Regions from separate parts of the Homo sapiens genome. Here region 1 is linked to region 2. Evidence: chromatin contacts called from ENCODE Hi-C or POLR2A ChIA-PET data. All regions are on one chromosome and are shown on one strand. Each heading gives the region's core, a stretch centred on a gene start or an enhancer-like site at or near the end of the contact. The rest is flanking DNA. Distances are from core to core; before and after follow the strand shown.

Evidence for each region. Hi-C counts contacts between places; a loop is a spot of excess contacts on that map. ChIA-PET counts read pairs that join two places held with the same protein, here RNA polymerase II (POLR2A). Pooled maps may share reads with other maps.
Region 1: a map of sigmoid colon shows a loop between it and region 2 (3-fold over the local background). The contact joins two enhancer-like sites. A Hi-C loop is called at or near these places in 1 of 168 maps with a recorded cell type or tissue (sigmoid colon) and 2 of 50 pooled maps. POLR2A ChIA-PET finds 5 or more read pairs at or near these places in 1 of 52 experiments (AG04450).

The regions. Positions count from the first base shown.
Region 1 is chr3:149,526,050-149,532,146 of GRCh38, reverse strand. It overlaps WWTR1 (WW domain containing transcription regulator 1), which reads left to right. Exons shown (of 7, transcript NM_015472.6): 5 at 4,178-4,311; 6 at 6,022-6,097. Among named protein-coding and RNA genes, the nearest start is that of TM4SF4, 54 kb to the right of the region's middle. Within about 2 kb of position 4,211, at least 6 of the 41 ENCODE cell types and tissues checked have a DNase peak (open chromatin) inside an H3K27ac peak, as active enhancers do.
Region 2 is chr3:148,951,912-148,957,773 of GRCh38, reverse strand. It overlaps LOC107986045 (a long non-coding RNA gene), which reads right to left. Exons shown (of 3, transcript XR_001740565.2): 3 at 1,686-2,192. Among named protein-coding and RNA genes, the nearest start is that of GYG1, 37 kb to the left of the region's middle. RefSeq lists an enhancer at 1-263. Within about 2 kb of position 2,078, at least 10 of the 41 ENCODE cell types and tissues checked have a DNase peak (open chromatin) inside an H3K27ac peak, as active enhancers do.

The sequences.
Region 1 (6,097 bases), core at 2,962-5,461, 570 kb before region 2:
TGGGTGCTCTTATTATCCCCACTTTACAAATGAAGAACAGAGGGTTAAATAACTTTCTGTTAGATAGCAGGACCAGGTTTCCAATTCAAGCATCTAGCTCCTGGCCACTCGGCCCTCCTGTTCATCCTATGTGAGGAGCAGGAAAGAGTGCAGCAGGACCATTTCTTGAGGATGGAGCCTGCACCTGGCTAGTTGGGTTGTATACAATAGGCTATTATTTCTCTCATATTTGTGGCTGAGGTGAGATTGCATGTTCTTAGTTTATATTTCCAAGTACCCACTGTATGCCTAGCACTGTTAAGGTAGTTGGGTACAGGAGTGAACATGACAAACAAGGCCCCTTCCCTCGTGGAGCTTACATTCTAGTAGGAAAGACAGAGAATGAAAACTTAAGTTGCACTGAAGAAAATTAATGCAGATTAAGAGACAGAAAATGACAGGGGTGAGGCCATTTTAGACAGGGGTGAGGTAGGAGCATCTCTGAAGAGATGGCGTCTGTAGGAGGCAGGCGTTAAGTGAGGGAATAAGCTTTAGGAAGACTCGAGGAACACCTTGCAAGCAGATAGAACAGTTGGCGCAGGTGCAGGAGGTGGGAGGAGCAGCAGAGAAACCAGGAGACTGGAAGGGGGTGAAGGAGGGGAGCACATCAGAGACATGGGAGGAAAGGGTGGCCAGGGCTGTTATGCAGGGTGTGGTGGTCTGCAGTGAGGACCTGCCTCTATTTACCATCCAGGTGGAACAAGAAGCAGGTCGCTTTAGAGCAGGGGGTCACGTGAGCTTCACTTTGGCTGCTATGTGGAATAACTTGTGACCTAAGAATGATTTTGGAATAATCTTAGACAAAGTGTCCTATTATAAATAATAACTTTCTAACTCAGACTGGCCTAATTTATATTTCAAAGCTATTATTCAGGCCGGGTGCAGTGGCTCACGCCTGTAATCCCAGCACTTTGGGAGGCCAAGGTGGGCAGATCATTTGAGGCCAGGAGTTCGAGACCAGCATGGGCAACATGGCGCAACCATATCTCCACTAAAAATACAAAAATTAGCTGGGCGTGGTGGCACATGCCTGTAGTCCCAGCTACTCGGGAGGCTGAGGCACAAGACTTGCTTGAACCCGGTAGGTGAAGGTTGCAGTGAGCTGAGATCACGCCACTGCACTCCAGCCTGGCTGAGAGAGTGAGACTCCATCTCAAAAAAAAAAAAAAGCAATCATTCCGGGTACATTCAACACCCTTTCTGATTTTTCTCTTATTTGTTAGTCAGTTGAAGGTAGAAAATGATACTGTGAGCCCCCTACAGACAGAAGGCGGCATTTGCCCTTAGGATGACTTGGTGATTAAGTCTTCAGGGTAGTTAGGGAAACATCAGTGCTGGAGACTAGAGCTTCTGTTCTCTTTGATTTAGAACAGATGGAACAAATGTGAAATGGCACAGTGAAACATTTCCTCCAATATAGTATAGGTTTTTCAGCTTTGGTTATCATAAATAATCCTTTAAATTTTATTTATATATTTTATTTATATATTTAGACACACACAAGCATTATTTTATGTTTTATTTACTGGAAATAGCTAGGAGTAATTTAAATTAATAGGAAAGTTTAGAACTATTTATTTTATATCTAATTTTTGATATTTGTTCTTATAATTTTATATATTATTACAGATAACAATTCATGTGTGTTATATATAGTGTATTTTTTTATCCCATGAAGTTCCAGAAATGATTCTTACCATATATAAATTTAGAACTCCTGGAAATTGCAGATTCAACTTGTATTTTTTTTTTCTTTTTTTGAGACAGAGTCTCGCTTTGTCGCCCAGGCTGGAGTATGGTGGTGCAATCTCGGCTCAATGCAACCTCCGCCTCCCCAAATTCAAGTGATTTTCCTGCCTCAGCCTCCTGAGTATCTGGGACCACAGGTGCATGCCACCACACCCGGCTAATATTTTGTATTTTTAGTAGAGACAGGGTTTCACCTTGTTAGCCAGGGTGGTCTTGATCTCCTGACCTCGTGATCCACCCGCCTCAGCCTCCCAAAGTGCTGGGATTACAGGTGTGAGCCACCGCCCGGCCTCAACTTGTATTCTTAAGACATATGTTGATAAAGTTTTTTCAATACAAAGGAATGCAGCCATCTCATCAACTTTTAAATTAAAAGTGTATTTGTTTAGAGGTAAACTCCCACATTTATTCAGAATGGTTGAAAAATGGAATATTCTAGTAAAGTTCATGTTTTTGGATAATGAGGGTTATGAGTCAAAAGATTCTTGCATTTATGGTTAATAAAGTATTAGAAATTTACCATTGATGAGATACATTTTTTCAAACTGTGGCTCAGGGTGTATGAGTGTGCTTGAGGGATGGGGACTGGTGGGACTCAGGCTTTTTATGCCAGATTCAATCCCTGTTGTTCCTTCTGAGGCTTTCAGGAAAACTTTGGTTGGATAATAAGGTTTCTAATGCACCCTGCCTGCCATGTTAAAAACAACTATCAGAAAATAATTTGATTTTTCTAGGTTTATTCAGAAGGCACTTCCAAGATTTAGATGATGAAAATCACTTTTTACCAAAAAAATCTCCAGTTTTTGGTTTGCTTTTTGTAGATTCCTGAATAAAATTTGTTAGTTAAGTATTTGATTATTTGCAATCTAGATGAACAGAAGTGAGCCAAAGACCCTTTCCAGCTAGATTTATTTCAGTATAAGTTAACAATACAGTTTTTTTTTAAATCAATCAGGTCTCTCATGGTTTGTAACAGTGCAACCAACTCTAGTAACTGAAAATTTTTATAGCCGATGACTTCACTAGGACTTGTCTAGACAGCAGCTACCCTCTAAAGTCACATCATGTTAGGGCTGGAAGAGATCTAACGAAGATACTGTAATTTAGAAGTCCTAAATGTTCTGTTTGCCATTGTAGCCATGGTTTTAGGGTTTGAGGGACAGTGAGACCAATGACTTCAGCATGGAAAGTGGGAAACTGATAGGCATAAATATGGGGAAAGGCCTAACCTTGGTTTGGGATGCAAATGTAAACATACAAAAGTATTCTCTGGAAACATCAGCAAATTTGAAAGGAATTTGATGTCTGGTTATGTTTGTCAAGATGGAGAGACTCCTGGAGATTATACCTAGAGAAAGTAGTTGCAGTCAGTAAATTTGTAGCCTTTTGGATAGACTCTTCTTAGCAATGTAATGCTAGCTTTTATAAAATAATGCTTGTATTATTTGTTTCTGCTAATGAAATCCATATGCTGTGAAACAGTTACTTGTCTGTGGGATTTGGATTGGATCTACATGGTTCCCCAACCTTCAGCATTTTAGTCAACAAAGTAGTCAAATAGATTGACTTTTTTGTTTTTTTGTTTTTTTTGAGACAGCGTCTCACTCTGTCACCCAGGCTGGAGTACAGTGTCGTGATCTCTGCTCACTTTAGTCTCAACCTCCCAGGCACAGGGCTCCTCCTGCCTCAGCCTCCCAAGTAGCACCACACCCAACTAATTTTTGTATTTTTTGTAGAGACAGGGTTTCACCATGTTGCAGGCTGGTCTCGAACTTGTGGGCTCCAGTGATCCGCCCACCTCGACCTCCCAAAGTGCTGGGATTATGGACGTGAGCCACCACCCCTGGCCACTGATTGACTTTTTAAAGTAAACTTTCAACTCATTGTTTTGCTTTCCTGTCTGTAAACATAAAACTGCCAGATGCAATTTAATGTAGAGCCTGGACTCTGTAATTCCACAGTTTTACTGGCCTGTAAGTGGCAAAGACCAGAATGTACTTTATAGTCCAGAGGAGTCTGATTGCTTTGATTGATGTAGATTTGGTTTGAGAACCTGAGATAGAAAAAGCCTTGTCTCTGACAAAGTGTTTTGAGAGGGCTTTCTATGATTTGGGTGTTTAAATAATTGCATGGGTGGGATGATTGCAACATTAAGTGCCCTTAGATCAAATAATAGCTGAGCTTCCCATTAACTTTGTGAATGTGAAGTGACTTATGTCTGTAAGACTTTCTTCGGAGAAAGAATACTAATGGTTGCCTGGTGATTTTGACTTGCTGGGAGTAAATACACAGTGCTTTGTATTTGGTGAAAAGTTTTGATGTGAAGTACACTTTGCTCCATGCCTTGTGACAATGAGTGCATGACTCTTGCTTCCCATTCTGACTGTAGGAAGCTGCCCTCTGTCGACAGCTCCCCATGGAAGCTGAGACTCTTGCCCCAGTTCAGGCTGCTGTCAACCCACCCACGATGACCCCAGACATGAGATCCATCACTAATAATAGCTCAGATCCTTTCCTCAATGGGTAAGTTAATATTTGGGGGCCACTTATTTTTATTCTCTTTATTATGTGATCTAGACTATAATAGGATCTTTGTTTACATTGGGAAGAGGTGGGGAGCTTGAGGGTTGAGGGTGAGAATAAAGGGAGGAAGTGGGAGGAGCTGGCAGAAAAAAGAAAAGCAGGGGAAATCATCTGCCTGTTAAAAAATTTCCAAATTAAAAAATTGGTGATAGGACGTAGAGTAAACCCCTAGTCAAGAATTTGAAAATGGGCATGAACTTATATTTTTAAACATGATGGTGTCGTCTAGTACTTATACTTGGAAGAATCTTCTGGTTTTATGTAACCAACAGGGGATAAAAGCATGCCATATGGCAAATTGAGAACAGAACAATTAAGAGATTATGTTCGGCCAGGCATGGTGGCTCATGCCTATAATCCCAGCACTTTGGGAGGCCGAGGTGGGCAGATCACCTGAGGTTGGGAGTTCGAGACCAGCCTGACCAACATGGAGAAACCCTGTCTCTTCTAAAAATACAAAATTAGCAGGGCATGGTGGTGCATGCCTGTAATCCCAGCTACTCGGGAGGCTGAGAATTGCTTGAACCTGGGAGGCGGAGGTTGCAGTGAGCCGAGATTGCACCATTGCACTCCAGCCTTGGCAACAAGAGTGAAACTCCATCTCAAAAAAAAAAAAAAGAAAGAAAAGAAAAGAGATGATGTTCAGGGTGAAATGTGAATAAGATCTATAGTTTAGTAAATAATATTCTACAGTGTCAGATTTCTGATTTTGGTAATTGCACTATGGTTATGTAAGATGTTATCACTGGGGAAGCTGGTGAAGGGTACATGGGAACGCTCTGTACTCTTGTTGCGTCTTCTATGTGAGTTTAAAATAATTTCACAATTTAAAAAGTAATTAAAACAAAGGAGCAAAAGGGAAAGAGAATTTAGCCAGAAATATCTTCATGAGCAGAAGTAGTTTTTAAATCAAATAAAAAGGGCAATTCTGTATTTCCTGTGCCTTTTATTCTGCCCTTGCAGAGACGTCTGGCAAACAAACAATACAATTATGAACATTATTAAAGATAGAGATAAAAACAAATAGTAGCTGAAATAATAATTAATGGAGGTTTTAAATTGTTGATTTTAAAGTATTTGAAACACAGAGAAGTACAAAGAATAACATGAATTACCCATGTACCCACTACCCAGATTTGCCATAGTTTTATTTAATCTTACTTTTTAACAAATAAAATATTACAATTAATATTTGAAGCCATCCCCCCACCACTGAAATCTCGTTTCTTTTCCCTTCTGTCCCCAGTGGTAGCCACTATTCAGAAACTGGCGTGTGTCCATCACACAGACTTTTATACCCCTTACTGCCCGTTAGTGTATGTATCCATAAGCAATATTCAACATAGTTTTTGTTTTTTTTTTTTAAAGTTTTACATAAATGGTGTCATACTCTGTATGTTGAAGAATGTTCAAATGGTTATTTTGAGGTGAAAAGGAAATCAATGTCAATTTACTGTGAATGGCCACACATGATTATTTTCATTTTCATGAGGGTATGTATTTCAAAATTAAAACTTTCCTTCCTCCCTAACCTGGAAAGTTGGGCAGCATGGCACAACTGCACTAGTTTAGAGCTTTTGTGACTGTGTTTTAATTTTGAGATTTATTTAGTGGGCTCATATTGAAGTTTCTTCATCTTTTGCTTTGCAGAGGGCCATATCATTCGAGGGAGCAGAGCACTGACAGTGGCCTGGGGTTAGGGTGCTACAGTGTCCCCACAACTCCG
Region 2 (5,862 bases), core at 829-3,328:
CCTGTCATTCACATGTTGAACCCCTAACCTCCATAGTGACTGATTTGAATGAAGATAGGGCCTTCAAGGAAGCAATTAAGGTTAAATGAGGTCACGAGGGTAAGGGGAAGAGACACTAGAGAGCTCTCTCTCTGCATGCATTCAGGGGAAAGACCTTGTAGGGAACAGTGAAAAGGTAGCTACAAGCTAGGAAGGGAGGCCCCACTAGAAACTCACCTTGATGGAACCTTGAACTTGGACTTCCAGCCTCCAGAACTGTGAGAAAATAAGTTTGTGTTGTTTAAGCTACTCAGTCCGTGCCATTTTGTTATGGCAGCCTGAGCTGATGAAGCCAGCCATGCACCTCACTTACTTTGTGCCTAGCTTCTGAGGTTATCTGTGTCGAGGCCCCTGCTCTATGTGTGGAAGTTAAAAGAGCGAATTATCCTGTTCCTCTACTTTGTCTACTGGCAGAGAAAGTTAGAGAGAGAAATAATTTGTAACAGAGGGCATCATACAAGTGATGTACAAACTGGCATTGGAGGACAGAAGAACTGTCTGTGGCTGGGATGGGAGGGACAATGCCTCTTCATTGTGAGGAGTGAGCGTGTCAGATGGGTGTTCAGAGATTAGGAGGATTTCAGCAAGTGGTGAGGGAATGAAGGGCAGGAGCAAAGGCATCCAGGCATGAAAGTGGATGGTAATCCAGGTTTGACTGGAGTTCCAGGGTACGTTGCAGGTGGAGGGTGTGCAATCGGAGACAGGGCCAGAAAGGGAGGACAGGGTCTGATCAGAGCCCTGAATGCCACGCCATAGGATTTAGTTTAATTCTGGAGTGAATGAGGAGTACCTGAGAAGCTGGAAGAGGGAACCCAGGGGCTGAAAGATATATTTTAATTGATTAATTCTCTGTTTACTGAGAACATCCGTTGTGTCGAGGCACGGCAGATCCAATTGTGGACAAATAGAAGTCAGTCTCTGCCTTTGCGGAGTTGACAGAAATAGATGATTAGATTTATAACAACGTTAGGCAGTGAGGAGTGCTATGAAGAAAATACAGCAGTGTCGGGATAGAGTGTAATACTGTGGGTGCTAGTGTAGATGTGCGTGCTCAGGGAAGGCATGACATTCGGGCATAACCCTGAATGAAAGCGAGAGGGTGAACCATGTGGTATCTGAGAGAATATAATTCTAGATAGAGGGACAATCAAAGTGCAAAGGCCCTGAGGCAAGAACACAATTGTGTTCAAAGAACAACATAGAGGCCGGTCTGGCTAGAGTAAGCAATGAGAAGAATTGTGGGCAAGGAAGTTGAAGTAGTCTCCTAGTCATACACAGGCTAGGAGAAGGGCACATTTTGGACCAGTACACAAATGAAGTCCTCAAACAGAGCTGACTGCGGAAGACAGGGCTTTAGGGACAGGATGAGATGGATTACCCATCTCCCAATCTCTGGATCAATTGTGTGCGGTGGCAGCCCTCAGTGGAGAGGGATAACCGAAGTCCTGTCTCTCCCAAAGTTCAGACCGTCAGCCTATAACTGTCCCCAAAGAAGGGTGAAGGCAGGGACAGGGTTTATCTGCTTCCCTAGCTCAGAAGCCCAGGCGGTTCCACAGGGGATCCGGGAGAATACAAGTGCTCCTCCTCTAACAAGCACCACACTGCCGCTTAATGTTACAGGCCTCTGACAGATGAAATCAAACCTGTTTTGGCCCTAGAGTGAAATGATTTATTCCAGCAAGTGGAAATAGGAAGAGTTGAAAGGCAGTACAGGCCAGAATGTGGGTTGGCTTCGTAGACTGAGTAATGTGGGTTGGCTTGGTGTAATTCGTTTTTGGAATACATTTTTTTTTAAGGTTTAGTGAGGAGGAGGTAAACAATCCTTTGAGAACCATATAAAGCTCTGCCTCCAGCGTGTGATGGTCAGAGAGCACGGTCATTGCCTTTGGCATTCTCTGCTAAGTTTTCACCCTTGGTGTTTTGCCTTTTCCTTCTTGCTTGGCTGGGAGAGTTATGAGCTCCTTAGGAAAGAATGTCCTGCTTTCTCTGTTGGCCCTGCTGAGGGGCAAACATTAAAAAAAAAAAAAAAAAAAAACCATTAGCTGTAAATCTCTGTGGTAAGAGTGCCCTCTTCTGGTTCGGCTTCTTTGTCTTGAGCTGCCAGTTCCCTAACAATGCTGTTTTTAGGCTTCCGATCTTTTTGATGAAATAAACTAGCAAAGAAAAAAAGCAAAAAAATACCATTGAGGATACATTCATTTCACCCAGTGTTTCTAGAACCCCTTCCACAGTTCTAATTCTTACTTGGCCATATTTTCTGAAATTTCGGACCCAGACTTTCTTTGGGATTTACACTTAGCCTTTTGCGAATCCAGAAAAACAGGTAAAAATAGTAGCATTTCAGAGCTTGGAACGGGTGTTGCAATGGGTTCGTCTGGTCACTTTTATGCTTCTGTTTCTATGCCATTTATTAAGTGCCTACTCAATTTATTGAATATTTGAGGGCCAAGCATTCTCCTAGGCCCTCCAAGATCATAAATGAGATACAGCCCTTGCCTTTGCTAAGAATGTCGTGGGAAATATAGATGAGTAACAGAAAATTACAACATCAGCTGACAAATAACTGAGATGTGAACAGGTGGTTATAGGGGGACATGAAGGAATTTCTTTGGTTATTCAAGCCCAAATGTGAGAAAAATCAATGCCTCCTCAACTCGAATTGTTCCTGTAACAGTCACATCTCTTTATGTACTAGATCCAGGGCTCTATGATGAGCAAATCGTGATGGGTTTAATATATTTCTTCTACTAAACCCCAAAAATAATTTTAGATCTAAAAGGGACATGAAAATATGTCAGTTTTCTCCATTTTTTTTTCTATGTCAAGGGAAAAATTTTCTTTTACAAGGAACATTTTGAGAGGCTCTATATATCTAGCTTCAAGTAATTAAAATTGGTTTTAATTGTGGAATACCAATGCACAATTCTGTGTGGGGTTTGCTAGAAATCATAGATTCAATAGAAACAATTTTCCTCCATATAAAGGGAGAGTTATATTTCATGAGACTCTCCAGAAATCATTCTTCCATTCTGGTCTCTTGTGACTTTTCTCTGTGGGCTCTAACCCATAATCTTGCATATATACAGCTCAGGATGTTACTTAGTGTCCCAATGGCCTTTAAGGTTGTATTTTGTTTTATTTTAGAAAATTTGTTAATGAAATTTTCTGTTTTCTTCTATGTCCTGGATCTTTTGCATAAGAAAAGCTTTAATACAAAGTAGGAGAAGGAGATGGGAGGCAGAGAGGAAAGAGAGAATTCATTTGTGAGCTACAGCAGTCTTCCTGTGTCCATCTCTTGGCTATAAATTCAGATAAAACATGTCAGTGATATTTTAGGGGATGCTTCTCATCAGGTATATATGGTGTTGCTTATTTTACTTTATTTAAAATATTTATTTTATTTTTAACTGCCTATGCAAATTTATCTGCATAAATCTGGTCGCTTTTTTCATTTCTTTTTCCAGTATTGGTTTTAACTCTCAATCATGTACTAAAGAAAGGACTTCTAACTTTTAAATTAGAACTGATAAGCTTTCTTTCTCATAGGACATCTATTTCTAGGTTCCAGCTTTGGTTCACTATACCTTGTCCAAAAATATCTTCTAAACTCAAGAATTCCTAAGGGGGCTTTGGAGCGAGAGGTATCCACAAAATTCTTAGATTACACCCTGAGAAACACTGATGTAGGCACTGTTTTTCTGATTTGAAATTAAAAATCTCAAATGGACTTGGAGGAACAGAGGCTTAATGTAGCTCTGAGCCTGCTCAGTTCTGAGCTAGTCTCAGTAACCAACTGTGGCTGGAGACACAAGGGCTGTACATATACACAGATGGCAGGCAATTGAGCTTTTCAATTCTGCTTCCGTTTTTTTTTTTTTGGTAGGAGCAGAGTTGCTAGATCAAGGATATCAGTTAAACATAATGCTCAAAATGGCAGTGAGGAGCAACCAGTGAGGGAAGCGGCAAGACTGACGGGACAGGGTGAAGGCTCCTGAGTTCCATTGGCTCTGTCATTCATGGGTGATGTTCCAGAATGAGCAATGTATGTGTTCTGAGCTTCAGTTTCTCTATCTCTAAAGTAATTAATAGTGTGCTCCTTGGAGGTGCCTCATGGAGAATGAGCAGCGAGGGGGCAAGGGATCCTCACCTCTGTTTCAACTTACCCTTTCAGTTTTTAATTCTATTTTATATATTTGACTTCATCATAAGCTCTTGTCTGAAGAAAGGGTTACCAGCAAAACAAAACATAACAAAAAAACTTTTAAAAATTATTAGACTAAATGATTTCTAAACTTCCTGCTAGCTCTAGAACTATATGGGAGCCAGAATAGTGGTATTTGTTGCTTTTCTGCCTAGTGTCTATAGTGACTTTCTTCTGATTCTCCTGCAGCCATTTTTGTGACTCAGCTTGGCATTGCCAGAGGCCATCACAGAGAGCTTAGGCATTGAGCTAGTCCAAAGGCAGCCAAACAGAGGTGGGCCCTGGTGGTGGCAGCCTTTAATTTCAGAATGAAGCCTCACCTGTGGCTACCCTGTCTCACAGGGTTTTCAGTTACATGAATCAATATGAATCAATGAATTCCTTTTTTTTTTTTTTTTTTGCTTAAGCCATTTAGAGTTGGGTTTTCTGTCACTTGAAACCAGAAGATTTCTAATTGAATTAGTTGGTATTTAAAAGATAATCAACAAACATTTATTGAGATGTCGTAGAGTATAAAATAGAGTATTAAATGCTTGATATAAAAATCAAGGCACTATTTCTATCAATAAAAAATCTAACTTTGCTGTCCTTTGTGTATAGAAATGACAGTCCTGATTTACTATGTATAGGATATTCTCTTTGTTTATATAACTACTGATAAAAACTCCTACTGAAGCTATTAAACTTACAGTCTTGGTCTCACTAACATGTTGGGCTATCTGAACTCATGTGGAGATAGGCAAATCTGCCAAATATGAAACCAATAAAAAGAGATCACAAAACTACAAAGCACAATGAAGGAAACAGGGCTAAAGTTACTTTCCTGTACTGCTTGGTGAGGGCATAGATCGTGCCAACTTTTCCAGGGCAATTTGATGTTATTACCAAAAGCCTTCAAACTGTGGTCTCACTTTGACCTATCAATCTCACCTCTAGAAATTTATCCTAAGGAAATAACTATGGATGTACACAAAATCATAGATACAGAGATGTTCACATTGTTATGGGCTGAACTGGGTCTCCCGAAATTCATATATTGAAGTCCTGACTCCCAGTAGTGGAGAATGTGACTGTATTTGGAGATAGGACTTCTAAAGAGGAAATTGAGGTAAAATGAAGTCCAATGGGTGGGTCCTAATTCAGTATGACAGGTAACCTTATAAGAAGAGGCAATTAGGACATAGACATACGCAGAAGAAAGACCATGTGAAGACACTGGAGGAAGAAAGCCATCTACAAGTCAAGGAGAGAGGCCTCAGAATGAAATCAATCCTGCTGACATTTTGATTTGGGACTTCTGGCCTCTAGAATTGTGAGAAAAGAAATTTCTCTTATTTAAGCCATGCAGTCTGTGGTATTTTGTTACAGCAGCCTTAGCAAACTAATACACACACACACACACACACACACGCACACATACACACACAAAGGAAAACATGTTAAATGTTGAGCAATGGGGGATTAATGAAACACGTTTTGGCTCATCTGCATGATGGAGCTCCATTCCTACATTTAAAGTGATGCTGATGAACACTGTCATGGAAAGCTACTGATGCTATGTCATTATATAAAGCATATTATCCAATAGTATGTATAGCATAATATTTTATTTGTATGTGTGT